2 separate regions of the Mus musculus genome follow, and region 1 is linked to region 2. Evidence: chromatin loops called from intact Hi-C (ENCODE). Cell type or tissue: heart. All regions are shown on one strand. Links, peaks and the distances in the headings refer to the core of each region. The heading gives the core; the rest is flanking DNA.

Evidence for each region. Peaks named below come from ENCODE experiments on the same cell type or tissue, not always from the same donor. Only the 100,000 strongest peaks of a DNase experiment are listed, where the experiment ranks them.
Region 1: a loop joins it to region 2, with 6 times the contacts of the local background. A loop is called at or near these places in 8 of 42 quality-filtered maps.

What each region holds. Positions count from the first base shown.
Region 1 is chr8:95,094,019-95,103,907 of GRCm38, reverse strand. It overlaps Katnb1 (katanin p80 (WD40-containing) subunit B 1), which reads right to left. Exons shown (of 20, transcript NM_028805.2): 7 at 9,345-9,428; 8 at 9,073-9,188; 9 at 8,664-8,735; 10 at 8,406-8,556; 11 at 8,112-8,302; 12 at 7,889-8,019; 13 at 7,502-7,552; 14 at 6,620-6,696; 15 at 6,390-6,509; 16 at 6,144-6,293; 17 at 5,877-5,953; 18 at 5,728-5,802; 19 at 5,473-5,589; 20 at 4,034-5,254. The coding sequence ends at 5,122. It overlaps Kifc3 (kinesin family member C3), which reads left to right. Exons shown (of 22, transcript NM_001372314.1): 15 at 1-13; 16 at 374-497; 17 at 1,116-1,245; 18 at 1,332-1,561; 19 at 1,762-1,896; 20 at 2,391-2,499; 21 at 3,235-3,261; 22 at 3,456-4,080. The coding sequence ends at 3,239. Among named protein-coding and RNA genes, the nearest start is that of Gm31224, 14 kb to the left of the region's middle. In heart, for the core only: a CTCF peak has its summit at 1,716 (motif pointing left); DNase peaks (open chromatin) are centred at 4,747, 5,007 and 6,579.
Region 2 is chr8:94,944,207-94,954,095 of GRCm38, reverse strand. No RefSeq gene overlaps it. Among named protein-coding and RNA genes, the nearest start is that of Adgrg5, 25 kb to the right of the region's middle. In heart, for the core only: a CTCF peak has its summit at 4,886 (motif pointing left); a DNase peak (open chromatin) is centred at 3,815; H3K27me3 peaks cover 1,315 bases.

The sequences.
Region 1 (9,889 bases), core at 767-8,766, 150 kb before region 2:
ATGAAGTCCTCAGGTGGGCCTGGGCTGGAGCTCGGAGTGCTGGTAGTGGGGCTTTCTGGTCTCCAAGTCTAAGTTCTAGGTGAGGCTGGGAAGAGGATCTGCCCAGGGTTAGGAGTTAGGTGGTCCTCCCTTATCTGGGACCCCTTTCTGTGTTGTGGGCTGCGCTGAACTGGGTCGGGATGGGGCCCCTACCCAGTCAGGGGCTGTGTGGTCCTTAGGACTTCTGTGGAAGTCTGTTTCCCCTCTGCTGAGTGCAAGTCCTGTGGTCCAGGATTGGTGCAGGGGCAGATTCCAGACTAGGGATTGGGTGCAAGGCAAGCAGAGGCCAGAGTGGGAGGGGAGAAGTCATGTCTCGCTTGGCTTGCCGCTCCAGGGACCTGCTGGGGAAAGAGCCTCAGGAGAAGCTGGAGATCCGACTGTGCCCGGATGGCAGTGGGCAACTGTATGTGCCAGGGCTGACTGAGTTCCAGGTGCAGAGCGTGGATGACATCAACAAGGTAAGGTGTCCTGGGGAAGTGCTGGAGGCCCCGCTCACCAACAGCTGCTCTGGTGGACAGAACTGGGCTCCAGGTCCAAGGTGGGCTTTGCCACCACCTGACAATGCAGCTTAGGGGAGTCCCCAGGCCTCTCCAAGCCTGTCTCCTCATCTGAAAGGAAAGGCAGGTATAGGAGCACACCTGTAAAGCTAAGTCAGGAGAATTGTGAATCGGGAACCAGTCTGACTACCTAGCAAGACCCTCAGAGGCTTTCATGTGGCTGGGTGTACACAGCTTTAATGTCAGCACTTGGACAGAGGCAGGTGGATCTCTGCCAGATCAGTGAGTTCTACATAGTGAGTTCCAGGCCAGACAAGACTACAGAGACCTGATCTCAAAACAAAAAATTAAAAAGATAGCAAGATGTGATGCTGTCCACCCTTTTATCCCAGTATTTGAGAGGCAAAGGCAGGCAGATCTCTGAGCTAGAGGGCAGCTTGGTATACACACTATGACCTTGCCTCTGCCTAAAACCAAACAATAATAACAAAAACCTTGAAGAAACTTGAGTATCCAGGTAAAGCACATAGGGTGGCATTGCCCATCCCAAAGGAGCCCGCTCACTGCCTTTGCCCCCAGGTGTTTGAGTTTGGCTACAACAACCGCACCACCGAGTTCACCAACCTGAACGAACACAGCTCCCGCTCCCACGCTCTGCTCATCGTGACAGTGAGAGGTGTGGATTGCAGCACAGGCCTCCGCACCACGGGTGAGAGATGCACAGTGGCCATTCTGGTCAAGCCCTCCATCAGTATCTTTGGGGCAGCGCTGACCCACCCTCTGCTCTGCCTGCAGGGAAGCTGAACCTGGTGGACCTGGCTGGTTCAGAGCGTGTGGGCAAGTCGGGGGCTGAGGGCAACCGCCTGCGAGAGGCACAGCACATCAACAGGTCACTATCCGCCCTGGGGGACGTCATTGCTGCCCTGCGTTCTCGACAAGGCCATGTGCCCTTCCGCAATTCCAAACTCACCTACCTGCTGCAGGACTCACTCAGTGGTGACAGCAAGACCCTTATGGTGGTACAGGTGAGGGCCTGAGGTTCAGCAAGAGCCTCCCCAGGCTGCTGGCTCCCCCTACCCCCACATAGACCCCTACCAACATCCCCTTTTAGTACACAAGTTCCTCCCCATGTTCACTGCCCACAGTGGGCTCCCCTGACCAGAAACACCCTCTGGTGGCCATGCTGCTACCTCCTGTGCTGTACCATGAGCTCTCTGTCCCCTAGGTGTCCCCAGTGGAGAAGAACACCAGCGAGACTCTGTACTCCCTCAGATTTGCTGAGAGGGTTCGCTCTGTGGAGTTGGGCCCTGGGTCCCGCCGCACAGAGCTGGGTTCCTGGTCAAGCCAGGAGCACCTGGAGGTACTGGGGGATGGATGGGGTGGGGGAGGAGGGGAGAGGCTTCCATGAGTGAGACTCAGGCTGGTACCGAGTAGGGAAAGGGCAGACAGGCTGGTGTAGTGAGAGTAGAAGCTGCCACAAAGGTGGGTGAGGCCAGAGCTCAGGCGTGCTTCTGCTTTCTTGAGACGGTCTCACTATGTAGCGCTGACCGGCCTAGAGCTTGCTTTGGAGACCAGGCTAGCCTCAAACTCAGGAGACCTGACTGCTGAGATTAAGGGTGTATGCCCGTGACCCCTTCAGCCATCTTTGTCTTGGAGACCAGCAGTTGCCCATGGTAGATGCATTTTAAATTGTAGACAATGTTTAATTCCTGTCCCGTGACTTCTCAGGGCGGCAGGGTCATTAGTCCCCTCTGTAGATGAACAAACACTGTCAGAGAAGGGAAGCAGAGTGGTTGGAGATGAATGAGCTGGGGCAGCCTTGGCTCCCACACCCACTGGCATCTCTGCTCACAGTGGGAGCCGGCTTGCCAGACACCACAGCCTACAGCACGAGCCCACTCTGCCCCTGGCTCTGGGACCAGTAGCCGCCCAGGTTCCATCCGAAGGAAACTGCAGCCGTCAGGTAAGCCTGTCTAGAAGTGGACTGGATGGGAGGGCAGGAGGGAGCCAGGCTGTCCTTTCCTAGCTAAGGATAAGCTGTTTTATAAAGAGGGAGGAAGCAGCCTAGGAGCCAGGCCTAGCGGCTTCAGCCTGGAATCTCAGCTGCTCGGGAGGCTGACACAAGAGGAGTGGAGATTTGAGGCCAACCTGATCAGTAGTTTCCAAACAATCTAGAAAGGGTAGTTGGGCACGATAGTTTGTGCCTTGTGCCCCTGGCATTTGGGAGACAGAGGGAGAGGCAGAAGGAGCACGCTCTGAACTAGCATGGTTTACACAGTGAGGTCCAGGCTAGTGGAAGTTACATAGCGAGAATGTACCCCACAAAGGGAAGCTGCCTACTGAGCATATGGGAGCCCTGGGTTCCATCCTCAACTCCATAAAACCATGTTTAGAACTCGTCTCCTTCCCTTGCCTGCCTTGGGCAAGAGTCAGAAAGCTTTACTAAATCCCTGGAAAGGGACAGAGGGCCTGGCCCTAGAGGCTCCTAGCATGTGCTCCTGACTTGAGGCCCACACTGTGTATATAGGAGCCCTCACCTTGGTGGGGCTCCTCTGGTACCTGATTCTACCCACCTTCCACAAAGCAGTCCAGACATCCCCGGTGGAAAAGGGGGCCTGGCCCCTCACTGGGTCCAAAGGGGGTGGTGGCAGCTGGGCCAATCCCTCCCCAAGTGAGACATCTATCACTTTGATTTCAGCCTGACAGCTGGGGCTGCAGTCTCCAGGTAAGTGGGGGTCAGCGGCCTGGGGCTGCCCACCTGCTGCCTGCTGTTGGTTCAGGGCTCTGCCAGGGCTCTTGTACAGAGCCAGTCCTGCCTTCTGCTGCCCTGTCCATGTGCTTCTGCTGGCCTCCTGCATCTGCTAAGGGCAAGCCTCCTGAGGCCAGAGGCTGAGCGCTCCTTTTCTACTTTTTCTACAGGGAAGTTGAGGCCAGTGCCTGTGTGAAGATGTGCCACGCTGCCAGGCCCTGTGGCCTGGCGACCTGCTGTAACACCCACCTACCATGAATGCAGGAGATGGAGGCTCTCCCGCCCTGCCTCTCCTCAGAGATGAGAAACATGTTCAGAAGGAAGCGAGTCTCTGTGTGGCTCTGGGCACCCAAGCATGGGGCTTCTGGAAGGGCAGGGATGGCACTCTGCCTGGTGGTAGGCTTGGGAGTCTAGCCGTTGCTGGGAGGGTGGGCTCTCTCCCCACCTGGCCCTTGGGCTGGACTGTTCTCTACTAGTTGAGAAGACTTGAGGAACCAGCTGGGGGGTTAGGGAGAGCAAGAGCATCTCTATCTACCCTCCTGAGGAGGGGAGCCCTCACAGGGCATGTATATAATGTTCTAGGTGTATATAGAAGTCCTCACCCTGTCAGAGGTCTGGGCTATATTTATGGCTGGCAGAGGCCAGTGTGGAAGGGCTGGGTTCTGTTCATCTGCCTGACACCAGGCACTCTCCCTGCCCACTGATTCTCAACATGTTCCTCTCCCCAAATCCTATTTAAGAACTTTTGGAAGCTTAGCCATTTTTACTTATTAAAATGAATGTCTTTTTACACAAGTGCAATCTGAATCGTCAGTACTGGGAGACCCTATGGAGAGTGGGCATTGTGTACCCTGTTGCTCCCGTTGCTGGCTGACCATGCAGACTCCACAAGTTGTCACTGAAGACACTGTGTCCCCCATGCTTTTTATATCATTTCTAGCACCTTGCGGGCCCCTATAACCATTCCATCCCATTGCAGTATCACCTCATGTTACAGAAGGAAAACTAGGCTTCAAAGACCTGCTCATCCTGTGCCAGCCTTTCCTCCCAGTCTGGAACTGTAACTAGTAGTGACCTGATGTATGCGTTTGTATCTGGTCCCCGGTCCCAGCCCTGGAGAACAGGGCTTGCTAGGGCTCCTCCCTTCTTGCTGGCTGCATCAACAGGCTGTTCTGGAGCGCAGACTCTCAGGGATGCCACAAGTATAAAAGTAGTTTCCTGTGGCCTGTGAAAACCACTCTAGAATCTTCCAAGGTCATGCAACCATCGTGGTCTAGTCTCTGGTGGCATCCAGAGGTCAGAGGGAGAGTTATGACAGGCTCTTAGCCAATCTACCCAAGGACAATTGGGGGGGATGTGACATCTATGGCCTCACCTGTTCCATTTCCCCAAGTCAAGCTGACCAGGCAGCCCCTTGCTTCGTGCCTGGCACTCTGCTGGCCCCTGCTGGCCACAGATGGAGGCTGCACTGGGCCTGGAGTACGACAGTCTCTGCTTCCAGCGACCTCTAGGCAGGCCACAATGTGTCTGGGAGAGCCAGCGGATATTCCTCTCATAAGGAAGTCAGGAACAGTTATAAATTTAATAAATCTGCCTGATAATTTACAGCAGCAGCCCCGAGGCTGGAGTTGCCCTGAGCAGTAAGGGCTGTGCAAGACTGCAGCTGCTGCCGGAGAGGAGCTTAGTCCACAACCGAGGAGGTGGTCAGCAGGCTGGCAACCATGCCTCCAGGATGGCCAGCAGGGCAGGAATGGAGGCCAGGCTGAGGCTCGTGGGCCACAGGCATACAGCAAGTATGTATGTGTGAGGGCTGCGGGTGCTCCCACCGTGTGCTCCTCAGTCCAAACTGGCCATGAGTAGGTGCAGCTCACGGAAGGCACTGCCATGGCGGCCACTCAAACCCGACTTGCTCTTGACGAGGCCACTGATGCTCTTGAGTTGTTTGAAGCAGAGTCGACACTTGTGCAACCTGTAGGTCAAGAGGTAGCATCTCAGGATGCTCCCCTAACCACTCCAGTCCCTCCTAAGAGCACAAAAATATCCCCCAAGCCATGGCAGTGTGCAGGGACACAAAAAGCCCGTGCTCTGACATACAGCATCCTGAGCCACTCTCAGACACTGTTCTCTGTAAGCTGTTTGGGCACAGCCATGCACAAATGAGGCTAAGAACTACACCTTACCCCTTACCTCTCCTCTCGGCTGATGTCCACACCCACAGAGGGCGGGGCTGCCAAAATGTCAGTGATGAGGGGTAGGAACCGCTGCAGGATCAGCTTCAGGGAGGTGCACCCGGTCTGGACATAGCTTCAGGAACAAGATGGATGGAGTCATACACAGATGGTCAGAGAGGACAAAAGAGAGGGATCTTTCACAGATGGGCATATGCACACACACACACACCTATTTCCATTGACAGCTGCAGGGTTTGGAGGGACTCCCTACCTCTCATACTTGCTCTGCAGCAGTTTCTCGATCTGGGGCAGCACTGTGGTGCACAGGTCCAGCTTCCACAGGGAGCTAGAGAGACAGCTGGGTATGATGCCAGCAGCCGGCCCGACCACCCCATTCTCCTCCTCCTCGAGGCCACTTACGCTTTCTGATTGACAATGTTCAGGAGGTCCACTACCACAGACAGGTCATTGATGGCCACTGCAGAGTCCACTGATGTCTGCAGACAAGGTCCATTAAGAGGGCAGCATGGGATGGGAGTGGGCAGGGTTGGAGGCATGAAACAAACTGTGCCAACAGGAGGGCAAGGCGCAGCCTGACGTCAGTGCTCAGCTGATGGAAGCTGGCTGCTCTAACACAAGGTTGCCCTACCCCAGGGCCCCACCGTGTGGCTTCGGAGTCCCCCTCACCTTGATATCTCCTGTAGTCCATACAGCTCGGACAGTGTCCAGGTTCTTGTGGCGGCTGGTGAGCACCACAAACATGGTGTCGTGGCCTTTGCGTATCTGCGACATGGCATCCTCGTCCACCAGCTCTGCCTGCTGGGGGACCTTCACGGCCTGTGGGGATGGTACCCAGATGCTGGCACAGGCGCACATCGCACATTCATTCTCCTTTCAGCCCTCAACCCCACCTCTTGGGCAGGTCCCACTCACGGGCAAGAAGTCCGAGGCCTTTAAGCCAATGGGCTCATTCCGTGTGGCAGGGATGATGTCAGGTTCACCCTTGGGTGCAGGAGTGGAAGTCATGACTGACGGTCGTGCTGGGACCTCGAGCTGCAGGGAGCAGAGGCTGAGCCTACAGCAGCTGAGCATCCCTCAGCTCCTGACAGGAATGTCCCAACCCTGGCTCAGACCCACAGGGTGCCCTCTCTGCTCAGACGTACATTTGGCACCGGCAACTGCGGCAACTGCACATCCATGGCTGGGCTGGGTTTTGAGACCTCCTTCACTGTGGCTGCATCTAGGAGTAAAAAGAAAGGCTCAATGCCAGCCTACATGGACCTGGTGGAAAGAGGTCAGAGGGCAGGATGGGAATGCATGACATGAAAGGGAAGCAGGTGCCAGCAGATGGACAGAGGGGACCAGGGGGCTGGGAGCCCATCAGCAGGTGAGGGTCCTGGCAAGCTGAGGCAGGAGCTGTCCTTGGATGTGTGTGGATGGGACCCAACAGTTTCCAGACAATCCTGCCATCAGGAGTGCAGGATGTAAAACGGGCAGATGAGTGGGCAGTGAGCAGGAAACATTGTCAGTCTCATAAAGACAAAGAGGGGGGACTGAGTTCCCAAGGGCAGACAGGAGACAGATGCTTTGGAGGATAGACTCTTTGGCATCCCAAAGCCGACTGGATTTCTTCAGTCCCAAACTTCTGGCCAGGGGTCACTGTGTCTGGCCTCCAACTTGGCTCCCTGGCTCTTGCTCCAGGTCTGGGTTCTGATGACTGTCTAACTTCTCCCCACCCCAGCTTTTCTCTCCCTCTGCTCACCAGCCCTTAAACCTCAGAGTCCCCATCACGTCACGTCTGCGGTAGACCCCAGTCCTCAGTAGCATACACCCTAGGGGCATGTTTTTTCCCAAGCATTCAGGCATGGGCTTCAAAGAAGCACCTATCTCTGCCTTGCTTACACTGCCTCTAGGGCCGTCCCTGGGGTCAGATACATGGTAGGCACTTTTAGGTAAATATAGAGACAAGACCTAATTGGGTAGGGCAGGGTTTGGGCCAGGAGAGGCAAAGCTTGGTCCTTAGAGGCCAGCACTGCCCAACTCACCATCTTCTGGGGGTGCTGGGAAGGGCTCACTTCTCCGGGGTGGTGTCCGACCTGCCAAGGCAAAGGGGGCTGACACTTGGGTTCCCATGTGCTCTCTGGGAAGAGGCCCTGTATGTGGCTCAGGTCTTAAGATAGACACATGGCTAGAGAGTGGTCCCCAGCACATGCTCCTGGCTCCATGAGCCCATATACACCTATAGCCTGCTTAGAGCTGGGCAGAAGGTTGGCAGGAGCCACCAGCAAGTGGTGCCGCCTCTGCTACAGGTGTCCAGCTAGGTTTCTGGTTTTAGAATTCAGCCTGGTGCAAGAATGTGGACAGCGGGTAAGGTTTAGGGGGTACAGCACAGCAAGGTGCCAGGCTGTGAGGTGGGAGGGGTGTGGTCTCACTGATGCTGTTCTTGGGCTGGAAAATCTCATTGTAGTCCTCCGCGTTCTGGATCTCCGCCCGGGACTCTCGCTCGTCCCTGTCATCTTCGCTGCTGGGGCTGCGCCGCTCGCTCTCTGAGTTGTGCTTTACCCTAGCAGGTGCAGAGACAAGCAAAGAGGCCAAGGGCTGAGTATCCAGGTGCCTTCTTGGGACATACACCCTGCCGGGGCCATCAGCACCCACCTCTGAGGCTTGCTGCATGTCGTGCTGGGCCGCTCATAGATGCGGCGGAGGGAGACACCAGGGTTAGGGGTCTGTTGTGTCAGAGGCTGGTTAGCCTGCACAGGGTCCTGGGTCACAGTTCCCGTCCTGGTGACTCTCGTCAGGTCCACCACATAAGAGGAGACATTACTCTGGGAGAAAGCCACACCTATCTGCGGGACATGACAGAGTTGGTGTAGAGTGGGACTGGACCCCAGGGGCTCCTTAGGTAGGAGCGGGAGGGGGAGGGTGGAGGGTGGGTGACTTGACCCTCACCAGCTGGTCATTGCAGATGGCCAGGTCAGCCACCTTGCCCCAGTTGACAAGGACCACATCAAAGCAGCGCTCAGGTTCCCAGCCGTAGACACGCAGCGAGTCCTGGCAGCCGCTGTACAAGCAGCAGCCGTCGGGGTTGAAGAGGACACTCCTAGGCCAGGGGAGAGTTGGCTGTCAGTCCTAGCTGGTACCCGACACCAAGAAAGCAGGTGAGCCCAGGACAGAAGTAGGAGCAGAGGCAGGGAAGAGCACCCGTACCTGACGGGCCCGGGCTCCCCTTCAATGCAGCTCACCACCTGGAACTTCTCCAGGTCCCAGAAGCGGATTGTCCTGCAAAGATGGCCACAGGAAGCCAGTCCCTCATGCTAGCCAGGGCCTCTCCAGGGCCCTCCCTGTAGGGGCACTAGGAGTGATGTCTGGGGCAGGGATGGCCCTTGGCATGCAGAGGAGAGGGTGAAGATGACCTAGGCTGTGCCCAACAGCCCTGCCCCAGAGCTAGCCTCAATTGCCAGGGGTCTCCCCTGAAGTGTGCCCCACCAGGGAGTGTGGATCCTAACAGGTCAGTACAGAGCAGGACACTAGCCAGGGAGGGATGGGACCGGGAACCAATCCTGGTTTAAATTCAGTCTACATAGGCTTTCAGACATATGAAAGGATACCTCCTCACCTGTCGGAGCTGCCAGAAGCTAGGAGATATTCATTGGGGTGAAACTCCACCACATTGACAGGCCCTGTATGACCCGGGAACTCGGACATCATCTTGCCAGCCGTCAGATCCCAAAGCTAGGCAAGGGTGGAAAGAGTAAGAGCCAGGCAGGGCCCGAGCTGCCTCTCTCTACTCTCAAGTTTAGGGTCACATAAACACAGTCAGCAGGGACACCGTCTGTGTATGCTCAGGATACCCCTGGGCACAGCCTGCAAGCCCACGTCAGGAGTTACCTTCACTGTGTGGTCATCTGCTGCCGACGCCAGCCACTTCCCATCAGGGCTGAACCGGAGACACCGCACAGCCTGGCTGTGCCCCTGAGGAGAAGGAAAAGAGCCAAGCTCGATAGAGGGGCCTGGATCCCATAGCACCTCCCCATCCCTACTTCCTGCCCCAAAATACAAGGCCTTCCTAGGGTCCAGCCACGGAGAGGGTAGTCACTACTGGGAGACATAGGAACACTTCTTTGTATGCACTTTCTATGTGGTCTCCCAAGACTCCAGGAAATTACAAGTATGCAGTTTGTTACATGTTAAAGGTGTTTTATGGCCTCTTCCAAAAGCCCTTAAGGATTCTGTTAGCCACAGTACTGCACATACACAAGAGCAGGAAGCCCGGCACCCGGGGACACCAGAGCATGGGACAGTTTAATATATGTGACTCGAGGGGTTGGTGGGAAGCCTGGGGGGGTGGCGGTCCAGCTAGACCACCCAAGGCCCTTCATCCTACTCAAGGTCTGTTCTGAGTCACCTGCAATAGACTGCAGCCCCCAGCCCCA
Region 2 (9,889 bases), core at 700-8,699:
GTCCTGTGTTTGACTGTAGCAAACCCAGAGAAGAAGTATCTGTAGTGGTGGCAACTCTGCACAACTAACCTGCTTTGTCCCAAGTCACCCACACTTCCATAGGCAGGCCTTAGCTGAGCCTCTTGCAGGGGTGTGGCTCAGCACCCTACCATGGAGATGTCAGAGTTGTGTGGTGACAAAGAGGACTTGAGGACACAATAAGTCTGGGCTGAGTTAGGTTCTGTCGGGGACAAACCTAAACCCAGCAGTCAACCACCTCACTGGCGACCTCATCAGGGACTGGGTGAAAAGGGACTTTCCACTGAGTGCTAACCCTGTGCCTGACACATCTCCTCCTTTGGGTAGAAACTCACCATGAAGTTCTCCAAGGGGAAACCGCTCTAGAGCAAGAGACAGGTACTAAGGCTTGCTCTGGGTGGAGACCGTTCTGGCTGGTCAGTGGGCTCCTGAAGTTCTCTGAAAGGGTCTTGAAGAGGATAGGATGAAGGGAGCAAATCAGCATGAATACACACACACACACACACACACACACACACACACACACATACACACACATATATATACATACATATATATGCATATATACATACATACACACAGAGATAGATAGATAGATAGATAGATAGATAGATAGATAGATAGATAGATAGATAGATAGATAGATAGATAGATGAACATATATGCATCTTAGGGTAAGGTCATTATTTGCCCTGGAGAGAAAGAACACCATACACAACACTTGTTTACCTCTCTCTCCTGGGATCCTGTTTTAATCAGGGTTTCTACTGCAGTGATGAAACACCATGACTAAAATGCAAGTTTGGAAGGAAAGGGTCCATTTACCTTCCACTTCCACATCACTGTTTACAACTGAAAGGAGCAGGACAGGAACTCAAACAGAGCAGGATGCTGGAGGCAGGAATTGATGCAGAGGCCACGGAGGGGTGCCACTTACTGACTTGCTTTCCCTGACTTGCTCAGCTTGCTTTCCTGTAGAACCCAGGACCACCAGCCCAGGAATGTCTCCAGCCACAATGGGCTGGGCTCTCCTCCATCAATCACTAATTAAGAAAATGCCTTTCAGCGGGATCTTAAGAAGGCATCTTCTCAATTGAGGTTCCTTCCTTTCAGATAACTCTAGTTAGTGCCAAGCTGACATAAGACTAGGCCATACAACTGACCCCTTGTCAACTTGACACTCAAACACATCACCATTAAGTCACACCTTTCCTTTCTTATTCATTCTCAAGGTCTCACATTAAAACTTAAATAACTTTAAAAGTGCTACAGACAGGCTGGAGAAATGGCTCAGTGGTTAAGAGCACCAACTGCTCTTCCGAAGGTCCTGAGTTCAAATGTCAGCAACCACATGGTGGCTCACAACTATTCGTAATGAGATCTGATGTTCTCTTCTGGAGTGTCTGAAGACAGCACAATATAGTTACATAATAAATAAATAAAATTTAAAAAAGTGCTACAGACTTTACAAATTCAAACATTAAAATTTCAGTCTATTTAAAATATCCAATCTCTCTAAAAATCCAAAAATCTCTTTTAAAAGCTCAAAATCTTTCAGCTGGGATCCTTTAAAAATCAAAATTAAGTTAAATACCTTCTTCAAGAGGGAAGACCCAGAGCAGAGCCACATCTGAACCAAGAAAAACCAAACTCCAACAATATAAATAACTCAATGTCCAGTTATCTGGGCTTCACTCACGATCTTCTGGGCTCCTCAGTGAGCTTGGATCACTTCTCCAGTTCGGCCCTCTGCAGCACACACAGCTTGTCTTCCAGGCTCCAGCTGGCTCGACTCCACAGCTGATGCTGTTCTTGGTGCTGACATCCCATGGTACTGGCATCTCCAAAAAGCTGGGGCCTTCTGCTTCAACTGGGCTGCACTTTCACCAATAGCCTCTGTTAGGCAATCTTCATAGTGCCAAGACGTGTCTTCTCCACAAGGCTCCTTCATTCCTGCCATCAACCGCTGCTGAGGCTGCACCTTCACCAATGGTGGCTCCTGGCCTCTCACAGGGCCAAGCCTCAGCTGCTCTCCATGGCCCCTTTAAGTCTTTAAAACCAGTACCATCTGGGTGACTCTTAGACTATCTCTGTCAGTGCCAGAGTAGTGTATCTCAGCTGTCAGCTTGAGGGACAACTTTCAGGAGCACAGCTTCTGTGTGCTGACCCTGAGGAAACACTTCCCAGATTTTACCTCCAAAGATGCTGGGCTCTTCTTAACCATAGCTGAGACTCTTCAGCCCCAGCTGATCCCAACGACAGAATCTCAATTCAAAATAGCAAATGGTCCTGATAAGAGTCTCTAGTCTTCCCTCTGAAACGTCACAAGCCAGACTTCCATCCTCCACATTGCCCTCAACACTCTTATCTTCCAAGCTCCCACAGAACAGCCCACGGAGCGAGCCCTCAACACTCAATAATGGCTTTTCTGACCCAAAGTTGCAAAGTCTTTCCACAATCCTCCCTGAAACATAGTCAGGTCTGTTGCAACAATACCCTGCTATATGGGTTTCAACTTGTGTTAGGGCTTCTATTGCGGTGATGAAACACCATGACCAAAAGCAAGCTGGGGAGGAAAGGGTTTATTTGGCTTATACTTCTACATCACTGTTCATCACTGAAGCACATCAGGACAGGAACTCACACAGGGCAAGAACCAGGAGGCAGGAGCTGATGCAGAGGCCATGGAGGGGTGCTGCTTACTGGCTTGCTTCCCCTGGCTTGCTCTGCCTACTCTCTTATAGAACCCAGCAATGCAAGTCACAAAGGACTGTGTCCTCCCTCAATCAATCAGTAATTAAGAAAATGGCTGGCAGGGTGGATTGGAGGCCAGCCTGATCTACAAAGCGAGTTCCAGAACAGCCAGGGCTACACAGAGAAACCCTGTCTCAAAAACAAACAAACAAACAAACAAACAAAATAGAAAGTGTCTTACAGCTGGATCTTATGGAGGCATTTCCTCAGGTGAACTTCCGCCTTTCAGATAACTCTAGTTTGTGTGTCAAGTTGACATATGACAAGCCAGCACAGACCCCATCAATTTCATGGGCCAACCTATAAACCTCAAGGCACCCAAAACCTTGGTCCTGCCCCTGCCTGCCATCTTCCTTCAAAATCATCTCTGCGGGGGCGGGAGGCACTTAGCATCTCCTGACTGACTGCTCACAGCCAGTCAGGGTCTGTCACTCCTCTCTGCAGCCCCTCTGCTGGTTCCACTCACTGCTGGGGTGCACTCCTGGACACGGAAAAAGGATCTCCTTAGACAATGACCTTCAGTTTCTCCCACTGCCCAGGTTGTGCCATCTAACCCCTCTGATTTCCATGTCTCCTTCCATCATGGGTCCCCTATGGCTGAACAGGGCCTGGCTCAGCAGAGGTACTCTCGGTATGACGGACAGAGATGGGGCAATTGGACAGGTGTCTGATGGACCCATGAGTGAGTATTTAACTTCACAGGACGGACACACATAGGATGGACAGACAAATGGAGGGGGGGAGAGGGTAGATGGATAGTAAGTGGGAGACAATGGATGGGTAGAAAATGAATGGGCAGCTGAGCTAATGGAAGAATAACAGAGTCATGGCCGGATAGATAGATAAATGAATGGATAAAAGAATGGACAAGCATCAGAACAAATAGAGAGCCACTGTCCTTCCTTAACAGAAATCACATCAAGCCAGAACCCCAAGGGCACCCTCGTTAGAGATGCCCTACCAGGCAGACAGCAATGTGCTTCTCCTTTGCCCTAAGCAGCTTCTGGTACACAAAGGCAGACGGCCAATACTGACCCCTGGTGGTCACTATGAGAATAACCACTCCAGAGCCTGGCCTTTGCAGTCCTGGAAAGTCTCAGCCAGCTGGACAGTGGTAATGGAGCTGCAGAGTAGACTGATGGCTCTACCCAAGCAGGCAGGCTCCGAGACAGTGTGCTGCAGCTGCAGGGTACTGCATTGGTACCATTGTTCCCTCATACCCCAAAGGACATGCGCTTGGCTAAGAGCTGTTAGAGGATGCCTGAAGAGAGCTGCCAGGAATGTCGAGACCGGTGCCCAGCAGTCTAGATGACAAATCCAAAGGCTTACCAAATGGGTCAGTGGGCCTGGTGCCTCACATCTTCCTCTCTCTGGTCTTTCATACCATTCTGACGCCTCAGCCAGATGCAGATATGAAGGCAGAATCTCGGAGAGGCACAGAGGCTTGCCAAGCCAAGGCAAGCAGGTGGCAGTCGAGATTTGAGCCCAGCTTTCGTAGGATCCATGCCTATACCGGCAAGCCCCAGGGGAATCGCTGTCCTGGGGGCTCACTCACACCCTCCCTATTCCAATAGGGATTCAGAGTCAGGCTTGGGTCTCAGCATCAGCAAGAAACTGTGGGACCTCGGGTAAGCCGCGTTACCGCTCTGAGAGTTCCAGTTTCCTCCTGTGAGTTAGTTGATGCATATTATTTCACAAGTCTATCGTGAAAAGCAAATGAGCTGATAAAATATTTATAGACAATCTGATACATAGAATGTTTTTCTTTGAGGGAAGATCTTGAATTCTAAAAGTAGAGATGCCTAGGACTGAAAAAATGACTCGGCAGTTAAGAGTAATGGTTGCAGAGCCGGGCGTGGTGGCACACACCTTTAATTCCAGCACTTGGGAGGCAGAGGCAGGCAGATTTCTGAGTTCGAGGCCAGCCTGGTCTACAAAGTGAGTTCCAGGACAGCCAGGGCTATACAGAGAAACCCTGTCTAGACAAACAAAAAACAAAAAACAAAAACAAACAAAAAAGAGTAATGGTTGCTTTTTCAGGAGACCTGAGTTGATTCCCATTGCGCATGTCAGACAGTTCACGACTCATGTAACTCCAGCTGTAATGGATCTGATGCCCTCTTCTGGCCTCCAGAGGAGACTGCACCCACATGCACATGCCCACACATAATCACCTAGTGTAAAATAATAATAATCCTTAAAAGTCATAACAATTCTCTATTCCATGCTATCTTTTATCATATTTCAAAAACTCAGCAAAAATATGGGAATCTAGTGTTTGCACACCACACATAAGGATCCTGAGCACCGTGTGGATCAAAGAACCGAGGGAGCAGAAGGGTGGGGACAGGAAGGAAGAAAAAGCAGCAGCCTCCATCTCCACCAGCAAATAGACCACAAATTCCCAGGGCTCCCCTCTGCCACCCAGAATGCTGTGCTGCCGCCTTGCTTTGCCTGAATAGCTCACTTAGCATAAACTTATTTCTTCTTGGTTTAAAGGGTATTAGGCTGTGTTCTCTGGGACTTTGATCTTAGATGCGTCCCTACAGTAAGTGGACCTATGCTAATCAGCACTCTATAATGTCTATAATACTTCCCTGTGTGGCGGGGACAGTTCATCTAGCCACACTCACTTTTGTGGGCAGATGGGCTGTGTCCCACTTTCTGCAATCACAAACAGCGCTCCTAGGGCCAAGTCTTGGGACTGTGGGGCCTCCTGCTGGCATCCTGGGAGTAGAGTAGCTGGGGCAAGCATATGCCAGGGCTTAGAGCTAGTGAGTGGGCTAATTTGCTTCTTCCACCGCAAGCCCTCTGAGGTTTCTTTTGTTGTTTGTTTGTTTTTCTCATTTGTTTAAGGAGTTTTGAAACAGGACCTCACTATCAGAGCCCACTCTGTAGACCAGGCTGGCCTAGAACTCCAAGAGAGTCACCTGCCACTCCTTCTCAAGTGCTGGGATCAAAGGCGTGTGCCATCACACCTGGTTTCACTTTTTCTTCTTCTTTTTCTCTCCTTGTCTTTAAAAACAAGCAAACTAAGCTTTGGGCAGGCTCAGTGGTTAAGAGCGCTTGCTGCTTTTGCAGAGGACCAGGTTCAATTCCTGGCACCCACATGGTGTCTAGCAACTATCCATAACTCAGTTCCAGGGAACCTGAGGCCTTTTTCTGGCCTCCACAAGCACCAAGCACTTGTGTGGTACACAAACATATTGCAAGCAAACCAGCCATACACAGAAAATATAATAAATATTTTAAACTACATTGTATTTATTTTTCTTTCCTATACCATTTTCCCTCCCCCAAAATGAAATGTGTAAACTTGAGTTTTACTTCCTTAACTGTTACCTTTGAAGTCTTTGCCGTGCACATTTAAAGATTTACTTCCTTTTATTTTATGTGTATTAATGTTTTGCCTGCATGTGTATCTGCATGAGAATATCAGATCACCTGAAACTGAAACTACAGGCAGTTGTGAGCTGCCACGTGGGTGCTGGGAATTGAACCCTGGTCCATCTGGAAGCTCAACCAGTGCTCCTAACTACTGAGCCATCTCTCCAGCCCCCTGACACGCACATTTAAATAACAGCATCTAGTGGTATTAGCCTACTTTTCATGTTATAACAAAATACAGGCGTCTGGGTATTTTACACAAAGAGATTCGTTTAGCTCCTAGTTTGGGAGCTGAAAATCCAGAACTGGATGGTTGCATTGACCTAGCCTCTGTTGAGAGCCTCAAGGTAATGACAGGAGCGTGCACAGAAGAAATCACATCATAAGATGGAAAGGAAAAGATGAGGATCAGACAATAATCCATCTGTGTGTGCTGGCACTAGCCTGTGATCCTAGCACTCAGAGGAAAGCAAGAGGATCAGGAGTTCAAAGCCATCCTGGGGTACATAGCGAGTTCGAGCATCATTGTTAGACAACAACCATAACAAAACAATCCACTGTCTTGGGAATCAACTGGGGCTCTGTGGACGCCATATAAATCCATGTCAAAGCCAGGTCTCTGTGTTACCTTCCACTAGCCCTCTCTCTGTCGGCATCCACACTGGCTTCTAGCATGTGAGCTTTGGCAGGACATGTTTAAATCCTACACAGACCAGAGCACAGACATGAATGTGCTGTCTTGGTGACCCCTGCACATAGAGGCTTCTGACCATTGTGTAGCACTGTCTTTCCCCTGGAGACTTACATTCTATTCTCTGACATTTCAGATCTGACTGTCTTTAACAAACAAAAGCACAGTTTCACACATGTGATTGTAATGGGCCTTGGTACATCCACTGTTTCTACGATCACCAATCCTTTTTGGGTCTCTGAGTAAACTTCTGGAATCACTTTCTTTGTTGAAGAACACTCTGAAATCCCTTTAGATTGCTCTCAGCTTTTATTTACCTTTCAATGTTAAAAGGAACATATTTTCCTTTGTGTCTTAGTTTATGAAAGGGCTGTTTGCCGCAGGCAATTCTAGCTGACGTTTCTTTGTTCCCCTCTCTTTGGGGACCCCATTGCCGTCTCCCAGCCTATCATCGTGGCTATGGATGGAGATGCTCATGGAGCACACTGCCCTTTCTCCGTGGCTTTCCCCCTCACTTCTCTCCATCTGAAGTTTCCCTCAGAGGTGCAAAGGGCAGGTCCATTTCCCTGTATCCTCCTTGAGAGGTGCCATTCTCCCTGCTTCTGTGGGTCTGCTTTGAGGAAACCTGTAACTGCTGTGTCTGTCTCGTTGCTTTTAGCTTCTTCTCCTGGGATTTCATTGTGAGCTTCTTCTGATTCTGCTCTCCATGCCTCTGTTTCTCTTCCCATGTCATGTCTCTCGTCGATTTGTAAGTAACTCCTAGCTCTGCCCTTCATTTTGGCTGTGGATTGTTTGTTGGATTTTAGATTTTAGAATGGTCTTTCATTTCTAGAAGCTCCAGTTTGCTGCGGTTCCTCTCCTCCCTCTTCCCCCTCCTCCTCCCCTTTTCTCCCCCTTTCTCCCCCTTCCCCCTCCCCCTCTTCTCCTTCTGCTCTTTCCTCCCCCTCCTCCCCTCCTTTCTCCCCTTTTGCTCTCTTCCCCTCCTCCTCTTCCTCCTCTTCTCTATCCCACCTCTCTTCTTCTTCCCCTCCTCCTCTCTTCTCTCCTCTTCTCCAGCCCCCCTCTTCTTCCTCCCCTCCTCCCCTTCTTCTCCTTCCTCCTCCTCCTCCTCTTCCTCTCCTCCTCTTCTCCAACCCACCTCTCTCCCTCTTCCTCTCCCTCCTCCTCCTCTTCTCCATCCACATCTCTCTCCTTCCCCATCCTCCTCTTCCTCCCCCTCTTCTCCACCCCGCCTCTCTCTCCCTCTCTCTCTTTCCACCCCATCCTTACTCATCTTACTTATATACACATCATGTCATTGCAGCTTTTATTCCTTTAAACATCTGTGGCCTCTTGGTGTCTGTTCTGTTGCCTCCTTTTCCTCTCTGTGGCCCTCCCCTCACGGTGGCCCTCCCCTCACGGTGGCTCACACGCCCGTGATTTGGGAAGATGGCTATGGAATCCTTTTGCTTGGCCTTACTCACAGAGCAAATCCCCTCCACCTAACCAAGGGGCTTCCCAACATCAGCTTCCTGGGAGCTTAATCTCAGCGGAGACTCTCCTTCCCATCCTCCCTACCCCTGACTCCCCTAAAGTCCACATGGGAAACTTGCTTTAGGAAACTCCATCCCACCAATGACCGGTTCAGATCGGCTCACCGACCCTCTCCTGCTCCCTTAAGCCCAAAGCCTCTGGCAAAACAAGGGTTGCAGCCCCCCACTTCTCACCTCCTTGTGTTTCTTCACAGTCCATGGTGCCAGCTGTCATATTTTGTATCCGTTTGCTAAACTGCTTCTTGTAGGACACCCCCACACTAGAATGTGATGACTTGTTCATTTATATATCCTTAGCAACTAGTGCAATGCCCAAAATATAAGTGTTAAAACCATTATATGATAGATGAATGAGCAAATGAGACACAGCACCTGTCTCCAGAACCCTCGCCGTCTGGCGGCTGAGCCAGACAGGGACAGCTAGTTGCAAGACGGAGGAATAACTTCTGCTATGGGGGAAGGGAGTGGAAAGAAAGCCCCATTCAGACTGGAGGTCGGGGACTCCTCTGTCCAGGCTGGAGGGGGTCAGGGTGTACCAAGCTGAGATGCTAAGATGCTAAGGATATGTAGCCATCATTCCACAAATGAAAGACATCAGGGACAGAGGGTGGGAGGTTCCAGGAAAAAAAAAAAAGGCCAGCCCAAAGATGAGAAGGAGAAATGAAAAGTGGTTTGGTATGGCAAGATGGAGGAAAGGGAACTGGGCGGGAGAGAGGTCACAGGTCAGGTCCTCTATGTTCCCAACATCCACTGGTAGTTTGGCAGTGAGGAGGAAGAGGATGTGGGATGCTTTAAGCTATGGACAGAACAGGCTGAGACTGCAGGGAGGGACCTTTCCTCCTGGTTCCGGGGAGGCCTGTAAGGAGGCTCTGTCCAGAGTGGGGCTGGTTCTGAGTGGGGCCGCTTGGGGTTTCTGCTGGCAAGAGGAAGAACATTCTGAGTGGGTTGAGAGTGGGCTGACTTGACGGGCAGAGGGGCTGCTCAGTTGGTATCGGTTGGGGTGATTTGAAAGATGGGTGATTTGAAAGATGAAGACTCCTGAGCCAATACTTTTTAATTAGGGTTGGATTTAGCAAACATAAAAATAGATATATGGGACAGGAGGCTGAATTTGAATTTTAGATAACCGAGTAACTTTTTAGAGTAAGGGTGTCTTCAAAAGTGGAATTCTTTTGCATTATCTCGAATTCTCTTTTCAACAGACTCCAGGGCCTTCCTGACCCCACATCTACTGTCAGCTTTTCACCAAATGGCCCCTCAGAGTCTTTCTCTGAGCAGTATCCCCAGACTCCATCCCCAGCCTTTCTCCCTTCCTCCCAGTCCAGGGGCTGGACAACCACCCAGACTAAGTCTGTTGGGAAGGCTGAAGGACAGCTAGACTAACCTGGCAGCGCATTCCTCTCTTGGCTGCTCCAACTCCCCACCCCCGCTGGGGTATTTACATGAAGTGCTACCCCAGAGCCTGGACCCCCAGTGGGGCTCAGAGCCACAGGCTTAGGATGTCACT